Linked DNA regions of Homo sapiens: region 1 is linked to region 2. The links are chromatin loops, found by intact Hi-C in ENCODE. Cell type or tissue: B cell. All regions are shown on one strand. Links, peaks and the distances in the headings refer to the core of each region. The heading gives the core; the rest is flanking DNA.

Region 1 (8,000 bases), core at 1-8,000, 1.1 Mb before region 2:
TTCCTGGGGCCAAGATGACTGTGCCATCCATTGTAAGCCCCCGTTTCTGCATGGGTTAGGTCTGGCCTGTGCTTATCAGCCATTCCTGGTTTTTCACAAAGCCAGGCTCTGGCAGCGCTCTCACATTTCAGCAAGGCAGCTTTATGCCATCCTAGCCCTCTGCCTTAGCCAGGTGTAAAGGGAAATTTATCCTCTTACAGGCTACTTTTTCTGTCCTCCCATGCCCCAAGCCTAGATAAAGGGGAGATAAGAGAGAGCAGCACTCAGGGCCGGTTTCACATATGCAGCTGGGGGCATGGCCAGCCTGTTTCATTAGCTTAAGCCTGCCTCTCCCCAGGTACATACATAGCTCTTGGCTGAGTCTTTGCACATGGCAGGCCTGGTCTGCCTTGCCCTCCCAGGCGCAACTTCTCATGTGGGCATCACCCTGCTAGTTCTTACCCAGTGCCAGGATTTCCTGTAAGTTTCTTATGCCGTTTGTTTCCATAGACACAGGCAAGATCCACTTCCTGGCAGGGACTCTTTTCTCAGGACTGAATGGCTGCAGATAGCCTCCGCGTTGTATTTTCCACCGGCCCTGGTGCTGGGCTATTTCTAAAAGCCAACCTGGAAGGAGCACCTTCTAACTGATCTTTGGGTTGGATAGACAGCCACCCGATTTCTTCATTGAGTAACATTTTATGTGCCAATGCTGCCCGCACCTCTGACTCCGATTCTACTTCTTGGTCCCTGTCTTCTGTGGGAAAGGTGTAGGGGGATGGGCTCTCAAACTCTGCCACCCTACAAAGCATTGCACACGATGATCTGGCATTTCCACAAAGATTGAGTTGCAAGCTGATTTACCATAGCATTGTGTATGAAATAGGTAGTGAAACAGGTGGAAATAACCCAAACATTTAACAGTGAGGAATTAAATTAATTATAATGCAGTGGCACGATGAAATGTTATTCACTTAGTAAAAGTTGTCATAAGATTATGTTTATATGTAGATGTGGAATGAGGTTCATGAGGAAAAGGAGCAGGCTGCAAAGCAGAGTGTGTCCTGCGATGAATGCATACCATTACCCCGCGCCGGGCACTGTGCACCTTCGGAGGTATTTATCATCAGCCCCATTTTTTAGACGAAGAAACTGAGAGGCTCAGAGTTAGTCACTTGCTCAAGGTCTCACAGCAGCTAAATGGTGTTTTAGCTGGGGTTTGAATCCAGGCCCACCATGCTAAACCATGTAAAACACTATGAGAAGATAACACAGAAGGGTATGTTAAAATGTTTAGTGTAGGCCAGGCACGGTGGCTCACGCTTGTAATCCCAGAACTTTGGGAGGCCGATGCAGGTGCATCACTTGAGGTCGGGAGTTTGAGACCAGCCTGACTAACATGGAGAAACCCCATCTCTACTAGAAGTACAAAAATTAGCTGGGCGTGGTGGTGTGCGCCTTTAGTCCCAGCTACTTGGGAGGCTGAGGCAGGAGAATCGCTTGAACCTGGGAGGCAAAGGTTGCAGTGAGCCGAGATTGCACCACTGCACTCCAGCCTGGGCAACAAGAGCGAAACTCTGTCTCAAAAAAAAAAAAAAAAAGTTTAGTGTATTTCTGGGTGGCAGGATTACTGGTCATTTTCATTTTCTTCTGTTTATATTTCTATTTTTTATGATGAGTAGGTATTGCATACTGAACAAAAGGCTTCCATAAAGTCTTTTTAAAAAGATGTCAGGGCTGGAGTTAGCTTCTCTATAGCAGCAGCCCATGGGTAGGCTGCCTACAGAAACCAGGTGCTAAAGCCACCCCGTCCCTGTCCCATCAGCCTAGTGTGCTTCCCTCTCTGGAAAGCCTATCATGCTCTCCTGACCCTCCTTCATATTCAGAACAGTGGGGAAGAAAGAGGGATGGGGGAGAGTTCCCAGTAGGGGCCATGCCAAGGGGTCATTGTCTGGCAGCAGTGGACTTCCCTCTGTGGCTAAGCGGGAGCCACTTGCTCTGTAGCTTGGACCCCTCTATTTTGCCTCCACAGGCCATTGAGAAACTAGTCGCTCTTCTCAACACGCTGGACAGGTGGATTGATGAGACTCCTCCAGTGGACCAGCCCTCTCGGTTTGGGAATAAGGCATACAGGACCTGGTATGCCAAACTTGATGAGGTGAGGCTGCCACAGGACAGGCCAGGGACTGGGCTGGCAGTGAGGGTGGTTCTGGCACCAGTTGGGGAAGGGCCTGCATTGTATAGCGCTTCTAGGCATATACAAATCTCAGTTTGTTAAAATGTCAATTTCACTTAGCAAAATTACAAATGAGTTTATACTCTGCTTGGTCATCTTCTGGGAAACACGACTGTGCACATACGGCCCTCTGCACTACAAGGCTGTTTATTAAGTCACTGTATTACAGCAAACTGGAAATGTTCCAAGTATCCATCTGTAGGGGATTATTTAAATAAATTAGTCCATCAATATCATGGAGTACTGTGCAGCTATAAAAAGGAATTTTTTTTATTTTTTATTTTATCTTTTTTTTTTTTTAGACGGAGTCTCGCTGTGTTGCCCAGGCTGGAGTGCAGTGGCGCAGTCTTGGCTCACTGCAAGCTCCACCTCCTGGGTTCACGCCATTCTCCTGCCTCAGCCTTCCGAGTAGCTGGGACTACAGGCACCCACCACCACGCCCGGCTAATTTTTTGTATTTTTCGTAGAGACGGGGTTTCACCGTGTTAGCCAGGATGGTCTTGATCTCCTGACCTTGTGATCCGCCCATCTCGGCCTCCCAAAGTGCTGGGATTACAGGTGTGAGCCACCACGCTCGGCCCCAAAAAGGAATTTTTTTCATAGCTGGGCACGGTGGCTCATACATGTAATCTCAGAATTCGGGGAGGTTAAGGCGGGAGGATCACTTGAGCCCAGGAGTTTGTGAGTAGGTTGGGCAACATAGCAAGACCCCGTTACTGCAAAAAATAAGAAATGGTGGTGCACACCTTTGGTCCCAGCTGCTTGGGTGGCTGAAGCAGGAGAATGACTTGAGCTCTGGAGTTTGAGGCTGCAGTGAGCTATGATGGAGCCATTGCACACCCACTTGGAATGCTAGCTGCATACTCCATGGTGTGGATGGACTAGTCTATTGAACTGATCCTCTACTGATGTTTTTATTTTTGAATCTTACGAAGGTGTTACCTATTCAAAGCAAACAAAAATAAAAATGCAGGATCTCAGACCCTGTCTAGAAAAGCAGAGTCTACAGGTCTGGGTAGGGACTGGGAACCTGGATTTTTACTAGCTTTCCAGGAGATGGCTCATGCCAGTTGTCTACAACTGAGCTTAAGGAAATTTGGGTCCTAATTGCTCTGGCCCAATATTTTCACATAGAGCAGAGGGGAGGACTCAGGACCCAGTGAAGTGCTGTTCCCAAGAGACGCCCGGGCCTGCCTCTGGACTCTTAAGATGGTACATGATCTTTTTTTTTTTTTTTTCCTGTTGTTCAGGCTGGAGTGCAGTGGCATGATCTCAGCTCCCTGCAGCCTTGACCTCCTGGGCTCAAGCAATCGTCCTGCCTCAGCCTCCCAAGTTGCTGGGACTACAGCATGCGCCACCATGCTTGGCTAATTTTTGTGTTTTTAGTAGAGACGGGGTTTCATCATGTTGGCCAGGCTGATCTCGAAATCCTGGCCTCAGGTGATCCGCCCACCTTGGCCTCCTAAAGTGTTGGAATTACAGGTGTGAGCCACTGCTCCCAGCCTTAAGTTATATCTTAAAGCTGACAAATCATAGCTTTACAGCTTGATGGATTTTTACATGTTTTTACTCATGGACTCACCACTCATGCCAAGTTTTTTACCCATGGATTCACCACTCATGTCAAGCAATAGAACATTCTAGCTGGAGTGCTCCCCTTCCCAATTGATATCGCCCAGATTATTCTGATTTCTATTCCATAAATTGATTTTTTTCCATGTTTCTGAACTTCGTATAACTCTCTGGCTTCTTTTGCTCAATGTCATGTCTGAGATTCATCCATGTTTTCATGTCTAGCTATAGGTCTTTTTCTTTGCTGTGTAGTATTCTATTGTATGAATATACCACAATTTATTCATTTCACTGTTGATGGACATTTCCATTGCATTTCCACCTTTTGGCTACTCTAAACAGTGCTGTTGTGAACATTCTTCTGCACGTCTTTTGATGGCACATGACACCAGCTCTTGCTGACCTGAGAGTGTGAAGGAAGGTGGCCTGTGTGGGAATCATAGCACTGACCTTCCAGAGTCTCTGTGGGGCTCCAGTGAGTTACCACATGGGAGGGTTGAGGCTTTTTTCCAGATTCCTCCTGTTTTGCCCCTAGACTCCTGTGCCCTGGAAAAATCAGTTGATGATAAGTCGCCTGGGTAGTCTTCTGCTGTGGAAGAATAAATGCTGTCCCTCCCCTTCCTTCTGTGGCCTGTCAGAACAGGAACCAAGCTGGCCTGGCAAGGCAGTGTGGGCCCCCAGTCAGGTGCTGCCCCTGGGCACCTGCCCACTGGGATGCTGCTTAATATGCTGCCACCACTTTGTGTCTCTTGTGTTACCAGGAAGCAGAAAACTTGGTGGCCACAGTGGTCCCTACCCATCTGGCAGCTGCTGTGCCTGAGGTGGCTGTTTACCTAAAGGAGTCAGTGGGGAACTCCACGCGCATTGACTACGGCACAGGTATCTGCTGCTTGTGGGGCTCTGTACTTATCTAGCTTCACTGCTTTCTGTTTTGGGCTTCAGGTGGTCTCTGGGCCCTCTGAGCAAGTGAGAGCAATCAAGAATTCGCCAAGCACCTGCAACCTATTGGGGCCAGCTGGGGTTAGGGTGGCTTCACCGGCAGGGAGGGCGTAGGCATGCAGGGAGGCCCGGATGCTGCAGCTCTGCTGTGGTCCACCAGGGGGAGCTGATGCCCCGTGCATGGTGCTTGCGCAGCGCTGCTTTCTGTTCTTGTGAAAATGGTCTCTGAGCTCCTCATCATCACCAAAATAATTATTAATTGAGCACTTACTGTGTGTCAAGGCAGCAGCTTACTGAAGCTTTGAGAAATGGGAACGCTTCTTGGTGGCCTTTGCAGTGTCGTGGCACACCCTCTCCCTTGAACCCCTTGTCTCTTAGCCACATTCTCTGTGCTATTGGGCTGTTTGGATCTGTGGTCCATGTAAGCCAAGGGACCTGGACTTTGAGGAGAGGGAGTGTGTGGACACTTTAAAAGGGAAGTGTAGACAGGTGCAGTGGTGCGTGCCTGTAATCCTAGCACTTTTGGAGGCTGAGGGGGAGGATTGCCTGAGCTCAGGAGTTTAAGACCAGCCTAGGCAACGTAGCAAGACTCCATCTCTTTTTTAAAAATTTATTTTAAGTTATTTTTATTTATATATTTATTTTTTTGAGACAGGGTCTTGCTTTGTCACCCGGGCTGCAGTGCAGTGATGTGATCTTGGCCCACTGCAGCCTTGACCTCCCGGGCCCAAGTGATCCTCTCACCTCTGCATCTCCCCACTCCCCAGTACCTGGGACTACAGGTGTGCACCACCAGCCTGGCAATTTATTTATTTATTTGAGACAGAGTCTCACTCTGTTGCCCAGGCTGGAGTGCAGTGGCATGATCTTGGCTCACTGCAACCTCCACCTCCTGGGTTCAAGCGATTATTCTGCTGGGACTATAGGCACACACCACCATACCTGGCTAATTTTAGTGTTTTTGGTAGAGACAGGGTTTCACCATGTTGGCCAGGCTGGTCTCGAACTCCTGACCTCTGGTGAGGTCACTTCTCCACCCACCTTGGCCTCCCAAAGTGCTGGGACTGGGATTACAGGCGTGAGCCACTGCGCCCAGCTGATTGTTTTGTATTTTTTGTAGAGATGGGGTTTTGCCATGTTGCCTGGGCTGGTCTTGAACTCCTGAGCTCAAGCTGTTCTCCCACCTCAGCCTCCCAAAGTGCTCAGATTACAGGTGCAAGCCACCATGCTGAGACCCCATCTCTCAAAAATATAAAAGGGAGGTGTTCTCTAGGTCAGGGCATGGCCTGTGGAGCCACCATGCTGAGACCCCATCTCTCAAAAATATAGAAGGGAGGCATTCTCTGTGTCAGGGCACGGCCTGTCGAGCCACCATGCTGAGACCCCATCTCTCAAAAATAGAGAAGGGAGGCGTTCTCTAGGTCAGGGCCTGGCCTGTGCAGCTAAGGAGGACCTCTGCTTTGGTGAGGGCCCGCCTTCCTTCCCTGAGGCAGGCAGATGGGGCACCGCTCAGCCCTCCCCTTGTCTGGGGAATGTGATCCACAGGAGGGAGCCCCAGCCACAGAGGCAGGCCCTGGAGAAGGGCCCTCTTGGACCGGGTGGGGCTTTGACTAAGACCAGCAGGAAAAGATCAAAGAGGGAAGACTGGCCAGGTCAGCAGGGGTTGGTGCCCCAGCTGCATGTGAACCCCTGAACAATGGGAGCCTGGGCCCTGTCTGGTCATAATTGGAAACTGTGGCAGGGGAAGGAAACTGAGCTCACAAGCTTCCAGGCCCTGGAGGGGTCTTCGTCCTCCAGAGACAGGACAGAAGTATTCTCTGACACATTCTCTTCTCACCTCCCTCCAGATAGGTTTTGTGTGACATTGTGAACAATGGGATTCAATCACAGTCCAGTGAGTTGTTCCTACAGTGCAGACCATTCCTGTTTGATATGACTGGGAAAGGAAGGAGGATACTTTTTCACCCTGTAATCTGATCATGTGTTCCCTGCTTAGAAGCCTGCAGTGGCTCCCTATTGCTCTTAGGGTAAAGTCTGAGCTCTTTCCTATGGCCAAAAGGCCCATGTGACCTGTAGCCTCCTGTCATTACACGTTCTCCCTTGCTCTCACTGCCTTCGACATACTGGCCTCCTTAGTGTTCCTCAAACAGATCAAACTTTTTCTTGCCTCAAGGCCTGTGCACATGCTATTCCTTCTGGCTAGAATGCATTTCTTGCTTCCCTCACTCCCTTTGCCTTGCCAGCTCACATCTTTCAGATTTCAGATTAGATGTTACTTCCTTAGGGGAAACCTTGAACCCTTACGTCAGGGTCCTTCTGTGATATCCTCCAGTTAGTACCCTGTCTTTCTCCTTCAGAGCTGGAATCATAGTAGTGACTGTATATTTATAATGTCTGTTGTCCCTGATAGATCATAAACTTTCTGAGGGCAAGGACTTACTTGTCACTGTCTCCTAGTGCGTAACATGGACAGTGACTGCTTACATAGTAGGTGCTCAGTAAATATGGTGGAATTGCTGAGTGAGTTAAACCTACGTAATGAAATGTAAATGTCCAGCCCGGGTCTTTTACGAGTGGAATTATAGTACTGGTAGTTCTTTTTTTTTTTTTTTTTTTTTTTTTTTTGAGACAGTCTCACTTTGTCACCCAGGCTGGAGTGCAGTGGCCTTATCATGGCTCACTGCAGCCTCAACCTCCTGGGCTCAGGAGATCCTCCATCTCAGCCTCCTGAGTAGTTGGGACCACAGGCACATGCCACCATGTCTGGCTAATTTTTGTATTTTTTGTAGAGACAGGGTTTTGCCATGTTGGCCAGGCTGATCTCAAACTCCTGAGCTCAAGCAAGCTGCCTGCCTCAGCCTCCTGAAGTGCTGGGATTACAGGCATGAGCCACCATGCACGGCCAGTACTGGTATTATAGTTCTTGAAAGGAAAGGGCCTAGCAAGTCTTTCTGAATGGGGAAGAGGTCTCATTGTCTCCATGTTGACCACCCTCCTCAGAGGGGCACTTATCAATGATTCGGATTCTGGGAGACTAAAACAATCCCAGTCCTTTACCTGGACTACTGTCAACGCTGGTTGTTTTTCTCCTCCAGGGCATGAGGCAGCCTTCGCTGCTTTCCTCTGCTGTCTCTGCAAGATTGGGGTGCTCCGGGTGGATGACCAAATAGCTATTGTCTTCAAGGTGTTCAATCGGTGAGAGAAAGGACAGGAGGGTTGGAGGAGGGGGCGTGAGGGGCCATCTGTTTCCTCCTCAAACTGGGAAATGGGGTGC
Region 2 (10,504 bases), core at 972-8,971:
TGCTGAGTGGGCGCCTGTGGTCACTCACACCTATCATCCCAGTGCTTTGGGAGGCCGAAGTGGGAGGACTGCTTTAGGCCAGAAGTTTGAGTCCAGCCTAGGCAACATAGAGAGACTCTGTCTCTACAAAAAATATGAAAATTAGCCAGGTGTGGTGGCACATGCCTGTAGTCCCAGCTACTCAGGAAGCTGAGGCAGGAGGATCCCTTGAGCCCAGGAGTTAAAGGCTACAGTGAACTAGGATTGTACCACTACACTCCTGCCTAGGTGACAGTGTAAGACTCTGTCTCTTTAAAAAAAAAAAAAAGTGTAATGTTTTGTACTCATCACTCAGCTTCCGAATCCCCAGTTCCCTGCCAATCTTGTACCATCTGTGCCCTCCCCCCCCACCCCCACTCTTGTGATTTTGAAGCAAATTCAAGACATCATCATACTTAATCCATTTCAAAATGTATTTCTAAAAGATAAAGATTCTTTGAAAAATTCATAAAGCAAAAGCAATCAATAATTCCTTAATATCCTCTGATCTCTAGTTGCTATTCTAGTTTCCTGTTATCTTACTCTTTTTTTTTTAACTTTGTTTACTGAAATCAGAATCAGAATAAAGTCTACCCATTGTAATAGGTTGATAGGTCTCTTAAATTTATTTAGACCATGTGCAGTGGCTGACGCCTGTAATCCCAGCACTTTGGGAGGTCGAGCTGTGTGGATCACTTGAGCCAAAGAGTTCAAGACCAGCCTGGGCAACATGGTGAAACCCTGTCTCTACCAAAAATACAAAAATTAGCTGGGTGTGGTGGCGGGTGCCTGTAGTCCCACCTACTTAGGGGTGCTGAGGCAGGAGGATTGCTTGAACCAGGGAGGGTGAGGCTGCAGTAAGCTGAGATTGCACCACCGCACTCCAGCCTGGGTGATAAAGTGAGATTTTATCTCAAAAAAAAAAAACTTTAATTTTGTTTATTTTTTATGTATTTATTTTTTTGAGGTGGAGTCTCACTCTTTTTGCCCAGGCTGGAGTGCAATGACGTGATCTTGGCTCACTGCAACCTCTGCCTCCTGGATTCAAGCGATTCTCCTGCCTCAGTCTCCTGAGTAGCTGGGATTACAGGCACACACCACCACGCCCAGCTAATTTTTGTATTTTTAGTAGAGATGGGGTTTCACCATGTTGGCCAGGCTAGTCTCGAACTCTTGAACTCAGGTGATCCGCGTACCTTGGCTTCCTAAAGGGTTGGGATTACAGACATGAGCCACCTCACCTGGCCTGAGTATGGATTTTTGGTTCTTTGGGTATATACCTAGGAGTGGAGTTGCTGGGTCATATGGTTAACTCTATGTTTAACTTTTTGAGGAACCACCAAACTGATCTCCAAACTAGTGACAGCATTTTGCATTCCCACCAGCAAAGGACAGAGGTTCCAGTTTCCCACATCCTTGCCAACGCTTGTTATTTTCCATGAAAAAAAAAAAAAAGGTAGCCATCCTAGTGGGTGTGAAGTGGTTGCCTCACTGTGGTTTTTTGTTGTTGTTGTGGTTTTTGTTTTTTGAGACAGGGTCCCACTCTGTCTCCCAGGCTGGAGTGCAGTGATGCAATCTCGGCTCACTGCAACCTCTGCCTCCCAGGTTCAAGTCATTCTCCTGTCTGAGCCTCCCAAGCAGCTGGAATTATAGGTGTGCGCAGCCACGTCCGGCTAATTTTTGTATTTTTGGTAGAGACCGGGTTTCACTGTGTTGGCCAAGCTGGTCTTGAACTCCTGGCCTCAAGCGATCCTCCTGCCTTGGCCTCCCAAAGTGCTAGATTTACAGGTTTGACCCACCACTCCTGGCCCTCCCTGTGGCTTTGATGTGTGTTTCCCTAATGACTAGGGATGTTGGGCATCTTTTCATGTGTTTATCGACTGTTCTATGTGTTGTTTTTAATGGTTTGTAAACTGTTTTATCCTGTGGGTGTGTCCTAATGTATCCCACCACTCCTCTGATACTGGACACTTAGATTGTTTTCTCTGCTTCCATTTTTGTTTTCTGTTTTCTGCTATTACAGATGGTGCAGTGGTAAACATTTATTTATTAAGGATAAATATAGGCTGGGCACGGTGGCTCACGCCTGTAATCCCAGCACTTTGGGAGGCCGAGGCGGGTCTATCATGAGGTCAGGAGTTCGAGACCAGCCTGGCCAAGATGGTGAAACCCTGTCTCTACTAAAAAATGCAAAAAGAAATTAGCCAGGCATGGTGGCGGGCGCCTGTAATCCCAGCTACTTGGGAGGCTGAGGCAGGAGAATCGCTTGAACCCAAGAGGTGGAGGTTGCAGTGAGCCGAGATTATGCCACTGCACTGCAGCCCAGGTGACAGAGCAAGACTCCAACTCAAAAAAAAGCAAACAAAAAAAAACCAAAAAACCCAAAGGGTGCCTCAGAGGTTATGCACATTTTTAGGACTTCTGACATAGAATGCCAGCTTGCCATCTATCGACCTTCCTGCCAGCTCTCTGTGCCTATCCTCCGTGGCCAGACCTTAACCCCTATCCGCTGTGGCTGGATCTTAACCCATCTTGCCTCCTTGTGTCTTCCAGATGCCTGGGAACCACTCACCTCCTTCTGTGCCATGAGGCCACCTCAGCCCTGACACCAACCCCGTGCGTCCACCCAGCCTTCTTCCGCATCCACACACAGCCGGCTGCCCTTGACCCGGGAGGCCCCGGCTCTCCTCTCCCCTGTCCTGCACCCATCCCCCGCCTGAAGCCACCGGCTCCAATTGCCAGCAACCTCTGCTTGTCCGGAAAACGACAACACGAAATGGAAAAGGCTACAGCCCTCTGCATAAACCAAGGACTTGGCTGCCTCGCAGGCAGCCTCCGTTCCTCCCGCTCTCTTGCGCGTGTGCTTTTGTTTTTTATTTTGAACAGACGTTTTAAAAGAAAAAAAAACAACTACCTTCTGTCCTAGAAGACACAGACTGACAGATGGGGTGAAGGCCTGGGGACCTCAGAGAACTCTGCCTTGCCCTCGTCCCTCGTCCTTCGGCAGCCGGAGAGGCTGTGGGTGGGCCGAGGGTGTCTAGGGGTTCTGCCTGGTCAACGTTATTTGTCGTCCCATCTTTTGGCAGCAAAACCACCTGCGTGGCTAGGATGATTAATTATGAGGATGATGATTTTTTTTGTGATAACAGTATTGTGCTTTTTGTGGGGAAAGTGAGGTTTTTTTTTATATACATATATAATTGATATCTTTAATTTATTGGTTGTTAACTGTTGCTGCTGCCTGGTGTGTCCTCAGCTCCCAGGGCTGCGGGCCCACCGTTTACATGTGCACGCCCTGACCCACCTGCCCACGCCGACTTGGGAGGATGGTGGCCTGCAGCGGCCAAGAAGCCAAAAAAAATTTTTTTTTTTTCAGATACTGTGCTTGATTTTTGGAGAGGGGAGAGGTGGAAATTCCTAAATGGCTAATGCACTGTTCCCTCCAGCCCGAATGCCTCCTGCCAAACCCCTTTTCCCTGCTGCCTCTGTCCCCGCATCCTTGTTCTCCCCTGGGTCCGTAACATTTTTTCCGAGGATGAACAGGGGACATCTTTAGGTTTCTCAACTCTTGCTTTGGTGTTTGCCGCAGCATGGAAAACAGGGCGCCTAAGGCTGGGAGCTGGAAGAAGGGGCATTGGGTACCCAGGCAGAGTCAGGAGAGGTGGTCTTTGAAGTAAGTTAGCAGAAATCAAGGGGACCCCCGCCTCCTTGGGCTGGGGAGGGGATTTCAAGATAGTTCATGACTCTCTCCCGCTCTGCCTTCCCTCCTTCCTATCTGCTTTTTCCAGTAAACTGCATGGTGTCCTTCCCTGGCCTTCTCTTGGCTCAAAGGCTGGGAGGGAGGGAAGGAGAGAAGAGTTCCAGGCAATCCCATCAATATAGTCCCTACACCTGGGGCTGCGGCCCACATGTCTTCACGGAGGCTTCCAGCGGTGCCTGCCACTGAGGCAGGTGCGGCCCCAGGACCATCACCAGGAATGCGAGGCCACCCTGGACCAGAGGTAGGAGCCCAAGGTCCGGCCCTTGCTCTTTGATTGTGGGCAGCCTCCTGCCCTCTCTGGGTCTCAGTTGCCCCATCTGCAGAGCGAGGAGGCCCGGGCTGGTTGGTCTTGAAGGCCCTTTTCCATGCCGACATCATGTCACTCTAGGCCTGGGGTTCAGTTTCCTGTGGCTGGTGATGCTGTGGTTAAGTTTGCTTGACCCCAGCAGCCCGAGGGACTGTCTGAGTCACAGCACAGCCCCTATTGCGTGGCTGCTGGTGTGTGGGGTCAGTTCCAGCAGATGAATGTGTCATGTGGCACACCTTGTCCCTTCCCGCAGCATTTCCTGGTTCCCCCCAGACCCTTGAGCGCTCTTTGGGACCCAGAAGGAGTCCTTGCACAGGGAAGGCTTGAGGTGAGAAGCCGCTTCCCAGACTGTCAGGGCCAGGCCTGGGTCTAGAATTCTTGCTGCTGCTTTGCAGAGTCAACAGCCCATCAGCCCATGTTTTAGAGGGGACACTTTGGTCCTCGGTTCCCACCCTCAGCAAGCAGGCCTCCAGCCCGAGGAAGGCCTCTGCCGTAGTGACGTTGCCGTGTGGGGCTGCGTGGCTGTTCCCCTTGGCTGGAGCATTCAGCCAACCCCAGCGTCCCCCCTGAGGCGTTCATTGGCAGCCCCCTAGGACTGCACGCTGGCCCCACGGTAACCCCCCCTCCCCCACCAACATCCTGCAGGGATGGGGTCAGTGGTTCCACCTTCACAGGCCACTTTGAAGGGTGGATTCTTTGAGGCCCCTGCCAGTCGGCTCCCTGCTCAGCTGCTGGCCCGGGCGACCTGGGACTCAGCACCAACGGCTGAAGTTTCTCAGCTGGGCTCTGACCTGGGGTCTGGGGCAGGGAACGAACATGGTGGCTTTGGGCTGAGAGGATGAGGGAGGTCTTTCCCAGGTCAAATTACTTTCCTTTGGCCTCTGCCTGAGGCTCGATTTGCCTCTCTGGTCCAATGGGACTGACACTGTTGTACAACCTGACCTGTGGCTGAGGGTGTCTGGGCTTAAGCATGTGGACCCCTTCGGTGTGTCCGGCCTTCCTCCATCGTCCTGCCCTTTGGCCTTTTGGTTTGAAGCCACAGGTGTGGCTTCTGGCCTTAGCAGATGGTATGCTTGCGGACCGCAGCCCAGCATGCCGGTGGGCCCACAGCCCGAGCCAGCCCAGAGCTGCCGGAAGGGCCGCCCTTCCCGGCCCTGGCGGGGTGCTGGACACTGGCCATTTTCACTAGAGTTTGCCTGGCAGGGACCGATCTCTGCCCCCTCCTCTCCCCAGGCCTCTGGCTGCAGTGATGCCGCAGAATCCTGAGCCAGGTGCCTCCTGAGCAGCCCGTGCGCCTCTCCACAGCGGCGTTTGCCACCCAATGCGGCTCGCTTCAGATGCTCTGATGCAGAGGGCACGCCCATAGTCCCTCTGCAGAGCCTCGCACTGGGGCCAGGGCAGGCACCAGCCCCAGGCGGCCAGTCGGCCACGGCCTGTCCTCTTCCTCGTAGCGTCTGCTCCTCACTTTGTGTTGATGGTGACTTAGGAGAATGTTCCGATTTTCCATGATCTAAGCAGGCCACGTTTAAAATAACATCAAGGCAAGCGTACGTGTCACCCTCTGTACTGACATCTCTTCCCCTGAAATGCTTTTCAGTTTGACAGCCCGTTTCCTAGACAAGTGCACCTGGGGTTTCAGGAACTTTGTGTTTTTTCGGAGGGGGTTGGTGGGGAGGTCGGGATGCCTGGGATCCCTTCCTGGAGAGGCAGGCTGTCTCTGGAAAAAGCCTCCATTGCCCACCCGCCAGGCGGAAAGTCACCCTGTTCCCAGCGCGGTTTCAGCATTTAATTTTAAGGGAGCTAAGGAAGCGCGGCGCGCCCCCTGGTGGTGGTAAGCCGCCAACGCACCTGGGGGCTGCAACCCCACCGGACGGGTGGTCCGGAGGGAGGCTGGAGCGGGGAGGCGAGGAGGGGGCTGTGAGTCCTCAGAGGCCCTGGGCCACCACATTTCTGGCAGCGTTTCCCAGACACCCCTCTGCTAGGCCATCCCTGGATAGCAAGTGAATTAACTTAAGGGCACTGTGATGGGAAGCCTTGCCCCCCTCTTTTTTTTTTTTTTTTAATATCTGCGGAATAAACCCAATGGTTAATTTTTGAATGAATAAAAGGCTTTTGTTGAATAAACAGCTGGTCCCATCTTCTGTCTTGGCATCTTAGCATCCAGGCTCAGGCTCTGCCCCTTCTCCAGGATGGGGTAGCCCCGAGTCGCCCTCCCCAGTCTGCACATTCCCTGTTGTCCCTGTTCCTGCAGTGGCTCCCGGCCCCAGGGAGGCCCACCTCACTCCCAGCCTGACTCGGTGGCTGGCTTCCTTCAGGACTTTGCGCAAGTCAGTTCTGCTCATTGGGTCTCAATTTCCCCATCCCTTGGATGGGAGCAAGAGTCTCTGCTGGGCCTGCCTCGCAGGGGCCTGGTGAGACCCAAATGTGAGTGTCATCATCAAAGCCCCTCACAGAAGTGGAGGACGGTGCCCAAGAGTAGCGGTTTGGACTGCTGCTGCCTCCCACCCGGAGCCTGCCACTTGGGGGAGAAATTGGTATAATGCTTGCAAAAACAAACAAACAAAAGGCAATGTCTTCTGGTTGTGGTTATTTCCTTTCCTGCTTGCCTCCCCAGCCCCCTTTGAGTCTCTTTTTGGGGTGCCGTCCTGTCTGAACCTGCCGGTGTGTGTCTCTGGGGCCAGGGTCAGGGCGAGGCCCAGGGGTGGACAGGGGCCGTGTAGCATGCCCCAGCCTCCCCAAGCTCCTGCTGTATGTCGTCCATGTCACGCCAATTAAACACGCTTCCTGGACTTGTCCTCGCCTCCCTGTGTGGGCCTGTTGCTTTGTCTGTTTACATTCTTCTCCGTTTCGTTTTAGGTTTCTTCCCTTTGTGACACCCTTTCTCTGGCTTTGGGTGTTGTCTTCCCAGTTTCCTGAAGAGAAAGAATGTGTAGGCCGGGTGCAGTGGCTCATGCCTATAATCCCAGCACTTTGGGAGGCCGAGTTGGGCGGATCACCTGAGGTCTGGAGTTCGAGACCAGCCTGGCCAACATGGTGAAACCCCGTCTCTACTAAAATACAAAAATTAGCTGGGTGTGGTGGCAGGCGCCTGTAATCCCACCTACATGGGAGCCTGAGGCAGGAGAATCACTTGAACCCGGGAGGCGGCGATTGGAGTGAGCTGAGACCACACCATGGCACTCCAGCCTGGGTGACAAGAGCGAGACTCCATCTCAAAAAAAAAAAAAAAAAAAAGAGAGAGAAAGAATGTGCAAAGTGAGAACCTTGAGTATACTTTTAAACCAGAAAAATCTGCAGGAGTGTTTCTGCGAGGCCTAGAGTTGAGTGGTGTGAGGCCCCGCCCACTGCCTCACCCACGACATCCCCTGACCTGCCTGTTTCATCTGGAGAGGGCGGCTGCTGCTTTAAAAATGTCTGAAAACCATTGGCCTAGATCAGTGGCTCTCAAAGTCAAGTGTGTCTCAGAATCACCTGGATTGGAGGCTGCTTCAAACCCAGCTTGCCAGCCCAGCCGCCGAGTTTCTGATTAGGAGGGTCTGGGCAGGGGCCTGGGAATCTGAGTTCCTAACAAGTTCCTGGGCTGCGCTGCTGCTGCGGGTCTGTGAATCACACTTTGAGGACCCCTGGGAGGTGTGTGCGCTGCAGCATGTCCGGTTGGGTCCCTACCTCCATTGGCTCAGGGATTCAGGCAAATGATTCATTCACCTCATCTGACTTTTGCACCTGTGATGGGCCAGGCGCAGGGGGCCTAGAGATTGGTTGCTGACCACATGGAGGGTTGCGTCGGGAGGGAAGGTGGGGAGATGAGTAGCTCTTGTGCAAGCTCCCAGCAGGCACCCCGAGAGGTGGCAGTCTGTGTGGCTGCCCTCCCCCGAGTCACCCTTGGCCTGGAGCCTGGGATAGAGGAGAGCCCTCCTCTTCCCCCTCTGGTCAAGTAACCCCGTGTTTGCTCAGTATGCATGGGCCCTGCCATGTTGGGGAGAGGGGGATCAGAGGAGGTGGTGGTTTTCACTTTCGTAGCTTGTTAAAGGAACACGAATTCAGAGAGCAACAAAAGCCAGCGCGGACTCAGGAACATAACTGTCAGTTAGAATTCATTGCTCTTGGCCAAAAGCTCTTGAAAGACGCATGAAGCGTGTAGATTGATAAGATCAAGCAGCCCATGTTAGAATGAACCACCACCTGCAAACACAGGCCACGTTTCAGACATGTTTCAGAGTGAAAGGAATCATCAGATCGCCACCACCTTCCAGGCAAAGCTGAAGGCCCAATGTGACTTCCGCTTTGGGGTTGAAGCAACCGTTGAGAAGTGGATGCAGCGATGTCACCCTCTGTGGCCACGCTGGGCATCCAGCATTGTGCGTTGCTCTGGCGGGTCCTAGAGTGAAGATGCCAGAACTCCCCAGACCCTCAAGAGGGTTCCAAAGGCAGCATGGAAAGGCAGTGTGGGACGGTGATTGGGGCCACAGGTTGTGGAATCTGACCTGGTTCCCAGCCAGGCTCTACCACTTGACGCTGGGCATGTGTTCTGACAGACAGGGTTTTCTGGTAAAAAAGTGGACCCTCGGCCGGGCGCGGTGGCTCACGCCTGTAATCCCAGCACTTTGGGAGGCCGAGTCAGGCGGATCATGAGGTCAGAAGATTGAGACCATCCTGGCTAACATGGTGAAAGCCCGTCTCTACTAAAACTACAAAAAATTAGCCAGGCGTGGTGGCAGGTGCCTGTGGGAGGCTGAGGCAGGAGAATGCCGTGAACCCGGGAGGCGGAGCTTGCAGTGAGCCGAGATCGCGCCACTGAACTCCAGCCTGGCAACAGAGCGAGACTCCGAGACTCCGTCTCAAAACAAACAGACAAAAACCCCATGGACCCTCAATGAGAGGCAGGCGATGGCTCGACAGCCCCTGCCCCACAACCTCGCCAGAGGTGGAATGTTGCAATGAAGGCAGGTATTAGATCAAATTCTGCCAGAAGTCCAGATATTCACTGTCAAGTAAGTACAAAGACAGGCAGGCACCTGTACCTGTCCATCCAGGGGGTGGGGGCCCCAGGACCCCAGGAGCCCTGCCCCTGAGCACAGTCCTGAAGCACCAGGCTGCTTGCTGCTCTTCCCTTGTGGTGCACAGTGCTGAGCTCTGAAAATCTTTGTAGCCAAGCATGTATCTTCACCACATTACACTTCTATGAAAAGGGACTTCTAACATCCTTTGTGTGGATAAAATCTGTGGTGTAGGTTTTAATAAAAGTACATATTTAAAATGCTAATATGACACCCTCTGGAGGGCTGATTCCTGACTAGACTGTTTCACACACTTGGGGACTGTCCCTGAGGCAGAGATTGGAGGTAATTTACATACCCACACAATGTGCTGTTTCCACCGAAGCACTGAAAGTAAATCTGTGCACGGGCGCCTGTCTTTGGAAATACCAAGCTCTGGTTCAGAAGGCCGTTGTGAGGGCAGCTGGGGCAATGTTTCCAGCAGAGGGTGAGCTTGAACGGGGGTGAGCTGTTGGTGGAGGAAGCTCAGGTCTTTTCCAGCAGCCTTGGGCGTGGTGCCTACAGGGACCACGGTTCAGAAATGGTGTTGCTGAGGGCACATGATGGGTCATGGTCCCTTGCTCTGCTCGAGTCAGGCTAAAGCCTGTGCTGACTCACCCCCTGGCCCAGCCTGCGCTGGATGGCTTACTGTGGGCTGAAGCTCAGTAGAGGCACAGACCTGGCCACCTGCTTTATCAGGATGGCTCAGATTGGCTGCTATTCCCTGGGTGTGATAGCACCAGTGAGTCCTCCTAGAGGGACCATCCTAGAGGTCCCATTTCTCCCCACCTCGGGCCTTCCACCCTGTCCCCACTGACCCTGCCAAGCCCCAAACTCACATCTGCATATTAGAAAGTATCTCTCTAAATTGTACTCCCCAAAGCCCAGCTCAGGGCATCCCCAGGCATACAGAGGAGATGACAAGGAGAAGAGTAGGGAGTCGGGCTGGGAGTGGGAATGCAATGTGGATCCCTGCCCTACAGTGGCCCCCTCCTCCCTGCCATCTTCCTGCCCAGGGAGTACAGAGGCAGAAACTTACCCTCCAGGTTCATTGGTCTGGAGGAACTGGTTCAGGACAGTGGGCATGGAAAGGGGCTGGGAAGGCCCCCTGAACTTAGGCAAAATGAGCTTGTGTAGGTATGGAAAAGCTTTCTACTTCTTCCCCTTATCTCTTTTTAGCTGGGCACAGGGCCATGTGGAACAAAGGACTACATTTCCCAGCCTCCCTTGTGGCTGAGTGCGGCCATGTGACCCAGTTCTATCCAATAGGATGAGAACAATGAGCATAACTTTCCCTCTTCCCTCTTCCTGCTGACTGGATGGAGGACTCTGAAACAAGCCTTCCTAGAACTGGGTCTTTGACCCCATGGAGCTGCCACACCA

The links. Peaks named below come from ENCODE experiments on the same cell type or tissue, not always from the same donor. Only the 100,000 strongest peaks of a DNase experiment are listed, where the experiment ranks them.
Region 1: a loop joins it to region 2, with 24 times the contacts of the local background. A loop is called at or near these places in 4 of 110 quality-filtered maps.

What each region holds. Positions count from the first base shown.
Region 1 is chr9:129,126,974-129,134,973 of GRCh38, forward strand. It overlaps PTPA (protein phosphatase 2 phosphatase activator), which reads left to right. Exons shown (of 10, transcript NM_178000.3): 4 at 2,012-2,137; 5 at 4,549-4,666; 6 at 7,822-7,921. Among named protein-coding and RNA genes, the nearest start is that of PTPA, 20 kb to the left of the region's middle. RefSeq lists enhancers at 1-795, 4,557-5,111, 6,205-6,705 and a silencer at 4,803-5,004. In B cell, for the core only: CTCF peaks have their summits at 4,890 (motif pointing right) and 5,096; a DNase peak (open chromatin) is centred at 4,888.
Region 2 is chr9:130,230,419-130,240,922 of GRCh38, forward strand. It overlaps NCS1 (neuronal calcium sensor 1), which reads left to right. Exons shown (of 8, transcript NM_014286.4): 8 at 2,572-6,885. Among named protein-coding and RNA genes, the nearest start is that of MIR12126, 5.7 kb to the right of the region's middle. RefSeq lists enhancers at 6,534-7,093, 9,251-9,430, 9,511-9,690, 10,212-10,504. In B cell, for the core only: CTCF peaks have their summits at 5,915 (motif pointing left) and 6,127; DNase peaks (open chromatin) are centred at 5,883 and 6,391; H3K27me3 peaks cover 1,223 bases.